Regions from separate parts of the Homo sapiens genome. Here region 2 is linked to region 1. A link is a contact called in ENCODE Hi-C or POLR2A ChIA-PET data. All regions are on one chromosome and are shown on one strand. Each heading gives the region's core, a stretch centred on a gene start or an enhancer-like site at or near the end of the contact. The rest is flanking DNA. Distances are from core to core; before and after follow the strand shown. Region 1 overlaps LOC124901165 (keratin-associated protein 5-5-like). Region 2 overlaps LOC105374618 (a long non-coding RNA gene).

Evidence for each region. Hi-C counts contacts between places; a loop is a spot of excess contacts on that map. ChIA-PET counts read pairs that join two places held with the same protein, here RNA polymerase II (POLR2A). Pooled maps may share reads with other maps.
Region 2: a map of mammary epithelial cell shows a loop between it and region 1 (3-fold over the local background). The contact joins two enhancer-like sites. A Hi-C loop is called at or near these places in 1 of 168 maps with a recorded cell type or tissue (mammary epithelial cell), 1 of 37 single-sample maps with no recorded cell type and 1 of 50 pooled maps. POLR2A ChIA-PET finds 5 or more read pairs at or near these places in 2 of 52 experiments (HEK293 and MCF 10A).

Annotation. Positions count from the first base shown.
Region 1 is chr5:1,934,622-1,939,019 of GRCh38, reverse strand. The region is part of intron 2 of LOC124901165 (keratin-associated protein 5-5-like); the gene reads right to left. All of the region lies in intron 2 of LOC105374618 (a long non-coding RNA gene), which reads right to left. Among named protein-coding and RNA genes, the nearest start is that of CTD-2194D22.4, 49 kb to the right of the region's middle. Within about 2 kb of position 2,444, at least 2 of the 41 ENCODE cell types and tissues checked have a DNase peak (open chromatin) inside an H3K27ac peak, as active enhancers do; they include mammary epithelial cell, where a contact is called at or near this core.
Region 2 is chr5:1,971,574-1,975,971 of GRCh38, reverse strand. All of the region lies in intron 2 of LOC105374618 (a long non-coding RNA gene), which reads right to left. Among named protein-coding and RNA genes, the nearest start is that of CTD-2194D22.4, 86 kb to the right of the region's middle. RefSeq lists an enhancer at 1,794-2,293. Within about 2 kb of position 2,156, at least 2 of the 41 ENCODE cell types and tissues checked have a DNase peak (open chromatin) inside an H3K27ac peak, as active enhancers do; they include mammary epithelial cell, where a contact is called at or near this core.

The DNA of each region.
Region 1 (4,398 bases), core at 1,195-3,694:
CTGGCATCGATAATTTGCCCAGTCTGCAGCATTCTTGTCATACAGGCTGAAGGGACCAAGACACCATGCTAGCTTCATCTTGCTGTGTAAGAAGCCATGGAAATTCAGTGGCTAAAGACCCCCGTGTGTCTGCTCACAGCACCGTGTTTGGGAGCCAGGTGGGGCTGCACTGAGTCCTCTGCTCAGGGTCTCACCAGGCTGAAGTCAGCACCTGCCAGGGTCGGGTCGCATCTGAGCTCTGGAGCCTCTTCCAAGTTCACCAAGTGCTGGCAGGAATCAGGCCCTTGCCCCTGGTCTACTTCTCTCAAAACCCTGCCAGGTATGTCTTCAACACCAGCGGGGGTGACCCCTCTGCTTTCTCCTAAAGGCACCTGGGTTAGCTCAGGTACACCTAGGATAATCTCCCTAACTTCACGTCAGAAGATTTGAGGTCTTCATGATGTCTTAAAAGTCCCCTTGTTGAATGACGGGATCCAATCGAGGGAGCGAAGCCCAAAAGACTCACAATGGGGGCGACAGTCACACGTTTAGCACAGAGTCCTCGCGTGGGAGACACTTCCTGCCGCCACATCAAGAGGAGAGACGCTTCCACCGTTTAAAGTCAAGGCTGAGCCTTCATGTAAGTGTCAATACCATAGGCACTGCCCTAGCAAGTTAAAAATCCACGTGATAATTTTAAATCCTTAGACACAAAAATATTAATAACATTCTTCCCAGAGCTCGCATGTGGCCGATGCTTGTGATCTCACAGCAGAGGTTGCTCTGCTAAATCCTAGGCTGAAGTTTTGGGAGGTCCCTGTGCTAGTTGGGGCTGGCTCTTTGCCTGGAATGGACACCGTGCCCACCACCCCTCCTGCCCCACGGTTCCTCTGCATCCGCCATTCCCGGGACCCTCCATGTTCACTCCCCAGACCTGCACTTGGGATCGTTTCCTTCTGTAGACTCAGCCCATCGCTAATTAACAGGTAGAGTCCTAGACTTTAATTTATTGCATTTTCTCCCTTTAGACAGGAAGCCACGTGAGGTCAGGAGCTTGTATCTCCTCATGGAGTGTGTGTCATGTGTCCTGAGTGTGGAGCAAGCGTGCGGTGCATGGTAGGCCACATAAAGGTCAACTCCCTGACGAGAAAAGCTCCAGTTACTATGCAGAGTAAGCTGAACTGGCAGGACGGCCAACAGGCACGCAGCTCGTGAAACGTAGTCCCCCCAACGCAAATACGTGTTCCAGCATGAGAGGAAGGGACATTCCTAGGAGCCAGAAGCAAAGACACGACTCAAAACAACAACCCGGGCAGCTGCAGCCCTGAGGCCTACAGAGGCAGGTGACAGGGACGCCAGATGGTACAAGCTTCCAGTCAGGAAAGGTCCTGAGGCCCCTGCATAGAGCCAGGTGCTGATGGGAAGTATCAGGGGACCCCACCCCCATGTGAGTCTCTCCAAGGGAAAAGCATCCCCCTGTAACCTGCAGGAGCCCAGATCTGGCCATGTATGGGTGTGGTGTCTGAATTAATACCACCCACCTTGTTTAGAATGTAAATGAAAAATGAAAACAAAAAGGGTCTGAATCCAGTGAAACTGCAAACGTCCTGGCCGACTTCAATGTGAAATTGTAGGGAGAAAGATTTCCCAGGCTACAGCAGGCAGAACTCCTGCAGAAAACCCCTCTTCAAAGGTAAGTCCCCAGGCAACAATGGACAGGAGAGAGAGATGGGGAGTTGAGAGCAGGGGAGAATGCATGCCCTCAGAAGTAGAGATGACTGAACTGTCTGACAAAGACTATAAAATCAGCACTATGCCGCTCCCTCCAGTAACCCCACTAAAGCCCAGAACCAACTCACACACGCTTCCCATCCAACCCCAAGGTGTGCTGATGGGCGTACAGAGCATCAGTGCCCACATATGCTGGCTGCACCTCTGGATGCCCGCACTGCTCCGCCCCACCCATTGTGTGTTCATGAATCAGCTCAGCTGGCTGTATTTCCAAACCTGTGTACTGCTATTATTTTTTTATTACATGATTTAATGAAGTGCCATGAAAAACAAGAAAATCTGATATAAAATGAAAAGCAGACCTCAAATGCCTTTGAAACAATGAATGGCTACAGGAGAAAAACCTCTTGTTGCTTTGTGCAAAAGTAACAGTGAGAAAAGGAACATCATCTACCAGCTAGCCTGATTGCAGACTCCTAGCCCATGCCATGGGTACCAGCAGACCTTGGGGTATCTCATAGCACCAAGGGAAGATTAACTGTCAATTTAGAATTCAGTTGTCAATCCAGACTGAGGGAAAACAGTGGCACATTCAAAGACCTGAGAGAAGGTATGACTCAGGAAACCTCACTGAAAAATCCTGAAAGAATTCGCCCTCATTGAAAGGATACACCTGAGTGAGAAAATATTGAACCCGTGAGTCAGAGGTCAGAGGCAAAAGAGTGAAGACATTGTAAACACCTGGGAGACCCTGGGAAGGGCGTCATAGCAAGGAGACACCAGGAGGCCGGGCAGTGTGGCTTATTGGATAGCTTGGTGGGGAGAGAGTTGGAATGGAAGATTCCCAGGGTCTCTGTACAATCAGAAGATTAATAGAGATACTGGCCACCTTTAGCCAACTTATGGTTAGACCTGGCATTAAAACCAGTAGTGAAAAAAAAAAGGAAGTAAAGTAAATTCTGTTAATTTAACAGAAGACGGGAAAAAGCTGGGGAGACCAAAACAAGGCGTGGCAAACAGACAACAAAGGAAAGTAACAGCGTGACTCAGGGTTGGGCAAAGGTTTCTGAGGGCACACAAAGTAATAACTATTAAAAATAGATAAATTGAACATAATTAAAATGTAAAACTTGTTTATTAAAACACATCATTCATAAATAGGTAAGCCATAGAGAAAGATAAAATATCTGAAAAGCATGTGTCTAACAAAGCACTAGTTTCCAGGATATATAGAGAAATCATCCAACTGCATATTAGAAAGATAACATAATTTTTAAAAAATTGAACATTTACTTAGGAGAGAAAGATATGGCCAGTCGTCAGCACAAGGAAACGTGTAACATGATCAGCTATCAGGGACACACCAATTAAATCCACAGTATGAAATCACCACACGCCTCTCAGAATATCTAAACCTTAAAAAGACCCACAACACCAGGTGTTGCTGAGGATGTGAGGCACACGTTACAGAGTACGGCATGATGATTCCGCATGTGTATAAATCATGTAATGACCACATCAAGGAAATCAGTATATCTATCATCCTAAACACTAATCACCTCTTGATGATGAGAAGATTCCAAAACGTCTTCCAGCAATTTTGAAGTGAGCAGTAATACACCATTGCTAACTCTAGTCACCCTGCTAGGGAATGGAACACCTGAACTTATTCCTGCCATCCAGCCACAGCTTCATACCCTTGACCAATCTCTCACCACCCCCTCACTCTCTCCTCCCCTGAAATTGTTACCTATTTGCTAGGCATGTGAAATGGTGCAACTATTGGGGAGAAAAAATTCCAGCAACTTTTGAAAATGTTAAGGATACACTCGCCTGAGTGCCCAGCACACGCCTTTCTAGCAATGTCATCCAAGAGGAGTGAATATGTGTCCATGGCATACCCGCATGTGAATGTCCACAGCAGCTCCCTCCAGCATAGCCAAAGCGGGAAGTAGCCTGGGTCTGGTGTAGGAGGATGGATGAACCACCTGTGCTGTGCTCCCCCCAGCATAGCCAAAGCAGGCAGCAGCGCCAGGTCTGGCATGGGAGGATGGATGAACCACAGCACAGGCTGTGCCCCTAGGCTGGAGCGGCGCTCGGCAATGGAGAGACCTGCACTCGGCAATGGAGAGACGGGAGCTCCTGCCACGCGCAGTGACACGGCTCAATCCCAGAAACATCCTGCTGAGCAGAAGACGTCTACACAATGCTTACACTCCACAACCCCATTTGACATGATGTTCTAGGTCAGGCAAGGCTAATTGTGATGGAAAAGTAAAACAGATGAAAACAAGAGTGGCTGCCTCTGGGGGCTGGGGGCCAGGATTGGCCGGGTAGGCCCATGAGGGAGCTTTGTGGGGTGACGGCCTCCGCGTGACGGCCTCTATGTCGTCTTTTTAAAGGTTTGGGCCTCACAGGTGTGCATTCGTCAAAACACGGAGAAGGTTTTATTAAGATTTTGACATTTTGTTACATGTAATATTTACCTTCAAAGGAAAAAAATGTAAACAAATACTGAACTCTAGATGACAATATGCATGCTGAGATTTTAGGGGGATGTTTACAATGTCTGCATTTGCTCTGATGTGCATGGAAAAAGATAGAGGCTAAGAAATGCCACAAAGCAAGTGCAGTAAAAGGTTCATGATAGACTAGAGGTATTTATTAAAAATTATAAAACACTTTCAA
Region 2 (4,398 bases), core at 907-3,406, 37 kb before region 1:
TGTTCTTTCTATGACGACTTAACCTTCAATCTTGATCCTCCACTGTTTTACTGTCTGATTGATAACCTGATAGACTTGCTCAATGTATTTATTTAGTCTTTGCTAATAAAGTATTAAGTGCACTTTAAATAAGACAACTTTTCCCCATGCTTGCATATCCTTTGTACTGGTGAGAGTAGGTGAACTGCTAGAACAAACAGACACAAAACGTTCATGATTTAACATGCAAAACTTTACTTCTCTCCCCATTCCCAGAGCATTGTGTTGGAAGAGGTGAGGGTCTCGGCTCCACGCAGTCATTTGGGGCCCCTGGGTCTGTGGCACTGCCATCTTTAACGCATGGCATCCAAATCTACCATGGACTAGAACAGTAAAAAGAACAGATTATTTAAGCTGGAGGTAGCTTCCATCTCGCCCACCAACACAGGCTTGGGCAGAACTCACAGGTGCAAGGAGACCTTGGGCTGTAATTTGGCTGTGTGCCCAGGAAAAGGAGAAACACGGCATTAGAGAGCAACGACATTCTCTGCCAGTTTCCTGTTGTAAAACTCTTTCAAATTTCCACGCCTTCTCTTAGGTGATCTAATCCAAATCTGAACTGGCCCACTTGTCCATAAACATGGCAAAAACTTAGAAGCTGCTGAGCCCTGCCCACCCAGCTCCTCTTCTTCCTCTACCAAGAAGCTAAAGAGACACAGGTCTGAGGGTGGAAACACAGTGATGGCTTTGGTGGTGGTTTCTGGAAGGGGTTCTTGTCTGAGGTTCAGGGCACCTTCCCCTTCCTGATTCTCTCTGGCGCTGGGGTGCATGCCTTGCCTAGGATGCTTGATAGGAGTTCCAGCTGCAAAGCACATTGCTACAGCGCATGCTGACTGTGTGTACCTGAAACCGTGGTTTCCTGGCGCTCTTTGAGAAAGAAGCTTCCAGCAAAGAAGTTTCAGGTCCCAAGTTCATGGGGATGATTGGATCCCACCCCTTTCACTGAAGCCCACTGGACTGTAAGCTGTCAGAAGGCAGGTGCTGGTCTCCTGAGCTTCTTTGCGTGGGGCTGCATGGCAGCTGAGACGTCTGGAGCGGAGCTAATCGTTAATGGGTGAAGGTGGCGTGTACTCCCAGGACGCCCCGGGGAGCCCATTAAGCTGCTTCATTGGCTGCTTTTACTTGGATATGTCAGGTCTCATCCATCTATTCCAACTCTGCTCACTACATCCAGGGGCTGAGAAATCGCTCAATCGCCAGACGTCTTCCATTGCTCATTCTTGCACAATTTGCCCCGTGATTATATCCAGCGATGCAAATAGCCAAGCTCTGAGACAGGAAAGTTCTGAATGTGGTCGAGGGCGCTTGACTTGGGACTCTGCTTCTCTTGTAAATTTATTGTTTTTATGGAGATTGTATTAAAATATTAGAACATAATTCAAAGGGGCAAGGCTCACTAAAACAACTGATAAGTAGGGAGATAGCCATGTTTTCTGACCTTCAAATTGTTATCACAAAATATTTTAGATTTAACTTTCCTAAAAATCTGCATGAACTTAAAAGTTCCTGAAGAGGTTGCTTGGTAAAAGACTATTAGGAGGAAAGCCAGACCGTGCCTGAAGAGTAAAAACTAAAACTCCGTGAATCATCTCACAGGCAGCAAGACCCTGCTTGCTTAACGATGAACTTAACGAAGAACCCGGCCACCCTAACCAACACCCCAAGAATACAAAGGAAGAATTCTACCTTTTTTGAGTGAGTGTTTTTTCTAATGTCCTAAGGATACCTCATTAGGTGCTTTGTAGTATCTGATAGGACAGATACTGCAGTGTTTTTTCTTGCTGTCTTTCCAGAATTCCCTGGAGATATCGTGAAGTTAATTACAAACATAATTTCAAAAATTACATGATCTGGGCACTGCCCCTCCCCTCAGCTGAAAGCCAGTGTGGACCAGCCTTCTTTGGCTGGTGTAGACGGTGTTCAAGTCACAACTAAATCGCGCCTTCCTCCTCCGCCTCTGCTCTCCTTCCCTCCTTGTTTAATTGCAGCGTTGCTGCCAAACCGCTTTTGAAATATACCTCCACTCTCAGCACGTCCCAGATGAAGCAGGTTTAATGAATTGGTTTGCAGGGAGACTTGAATGAGTCACCAGCACCTGGGGCCCCAGGGATGCTGCATCAGATAATCACTCATTGTTGCTTTCTGATGCCAGAAAGAAACCAAGAAAACAGTTCACATTCAGAAGAAAGGATGGCTCGGCAGATGGAAACAGGCGCTGGCGGAGCTGTCGGCCACTCACAACGGGCAGAGCCCAGCCCGCGGGAGCTGGACCGGGATCAGATGTTACACACTGTGTGGGTGCTGCTTTCTTCCGCCAAAGAGGCGAGACCAAGACGGCCCAGAAAAATATCGATTATCTCTCCAAGTCTAAAGCCAGCTAATGGCTGCATTCACACAGTGAACTCCTGGACCCGCTTAAAGCCAGCAGCTGCTGATTGAATTGGGTCGCTGGTAACCTCGTCCCTAGCCAGCTTAGAGCAAGAACACAGAAGTAGGAAGAGGTTGGCTCTATTTAATACAAAAACAGAACCATCAACACACCTGAAGAAATATGGTTTTGAGGGGGAAAAATATTCAATCAGCTGTCCAGCAACAGATAGAGGGTATAAATGTATCCTTGGTATTTTGTTCTTTCAATGGGACTAACGGGGCTGACCTTTAATGCCCCTACACACAGCTGGCTAACTGTGCTAAAAATAATAATAATAATAAAATAAAGGCACGAGGATGGAAGGAAAGACAGAAAAGGAAGGACAGGAAGGAAGGAGGAAGGAGGGAGGGAGGGCAAGAGAAAGGAAGAAGAGAAGAAGGAAGGGAGAAGGAAGGAATGAAGCAGAGAACAAAAAGTAAAAACACAAAAATCTTTGTCCCCCAGGATATATTTTACCCTCTCTGACAACAAGAACAATTTCCTCCCTCAATGGTCATAAAGCCTAGAGAGAATTTTCAAGGCTGACCCCTTGGTGGGCACATATGATCCACATAGTTTAGCCACTGCCCCTCCTTCCTGAGCTGTCAACAATCATCACTGCCCTTCTCCCTGGCCCCTTGAAGGCAATGTCATGCTTGGCCAAGGGGAGAACCTAGGAGCTGTCCCCACAGTCTGTGCCATAAGACCAGGGTTGCCTTCAAGGACCCGTGGGCTTTGCAGTCACACGAGGCCCCAGGCACAGAAGGGGCTCCCACCTAGTTTAATACTCTGTCATTGCCGTCTTCAAACTCTTAACGACTTTTGAATGAGGAGTCCTTCTTTTGTCCTCTGGGTTCCCCCAGTCCATAACTGGTCCTGGGTCGGCACCACAAGCTCCAGCTCCCCACAAGCTCCAGTTCCCCGCAAGCTCCAGCTCCCTGCAAGCTCCAGCTCCCCGCAAGCTCCAGCTCCCCGCAAGCTCCAGTTCCCCACAAGCTCCAGCTCCCCGCAAGCTCCAGTTCTCCTCAAGCTCCAGCTCCCCGCAAGCTCCCATTCTCCACAAGCTCCAGCTCCCTGCAAGTTCCAGCTCCCCCAAGCTCCAGCTCCCCACAAGCTCCAGCTCCCCGCAAGCTCCAGTTCTCCACAAGCTCCAGCTCCCCGCAAGCTCCAGCTCCCCGCAAGCTCCAGCTCCCCGCAAGCTCCAGCTCCCCGCAAGCTCCAGCTCTCCACAAGCTCCAGCTCCCCGCAAGCTCCAGCTCCCCGCAAGCTCCAGCTCCCCGCAAGCTCCAGCTCCATCGCACACCCTCTTCTTCCTCCGCTAGCATCAGCACCGCTTCCAGGCCGCCCTGTGGTCAGCATGGCCCCCGGAGCCCCCGAGCAGGTAGACCCAGACAGCAAGGCTGGCAGAGAAGCCTGGCAAGTCCCCCCACCATGCCATTGCTGTCTAGAGGGTCCTGAGTTGCCTCGTGGTCATCTGAACCCCCTTCAGTTTTAGTCATATTGTGATGTATAATATTTCATGGTAGATACAATGATTTCATGAACCACGAAAATAGAAAACTCTTCCAAAATGTTGTTCCATTGAGTGTTTCAGCTTATAGATAATGTAACCTTATTAGATTGGGGTTTCAGATTCCCTTTGTGTTTTGTTTTATTTTTTGAGATGGAGTTTTGCTCTGTCACCCAGGCTGGAGTGCAGTGGTGCGATCTCGGTTTACTGCAACCTCCACCTCCTGGGTTCAAGCGATTCTCCTGCCTCAGCCTCTTGAGTAGCTGGGATTACAGATGCATGCCACCATACCAGACTAATTTTTGTATTTTTAGTAGACAAGGTTTCACCATGTTGGCCAGGCTGGTCTCAAACTGCTGACCTCAAGTGATCTGCCTGCCTTGACCTTCCAAAGTGCTGGGATTACAGGCATAAGCCACTGCGCCGGGCCTCAGATTCC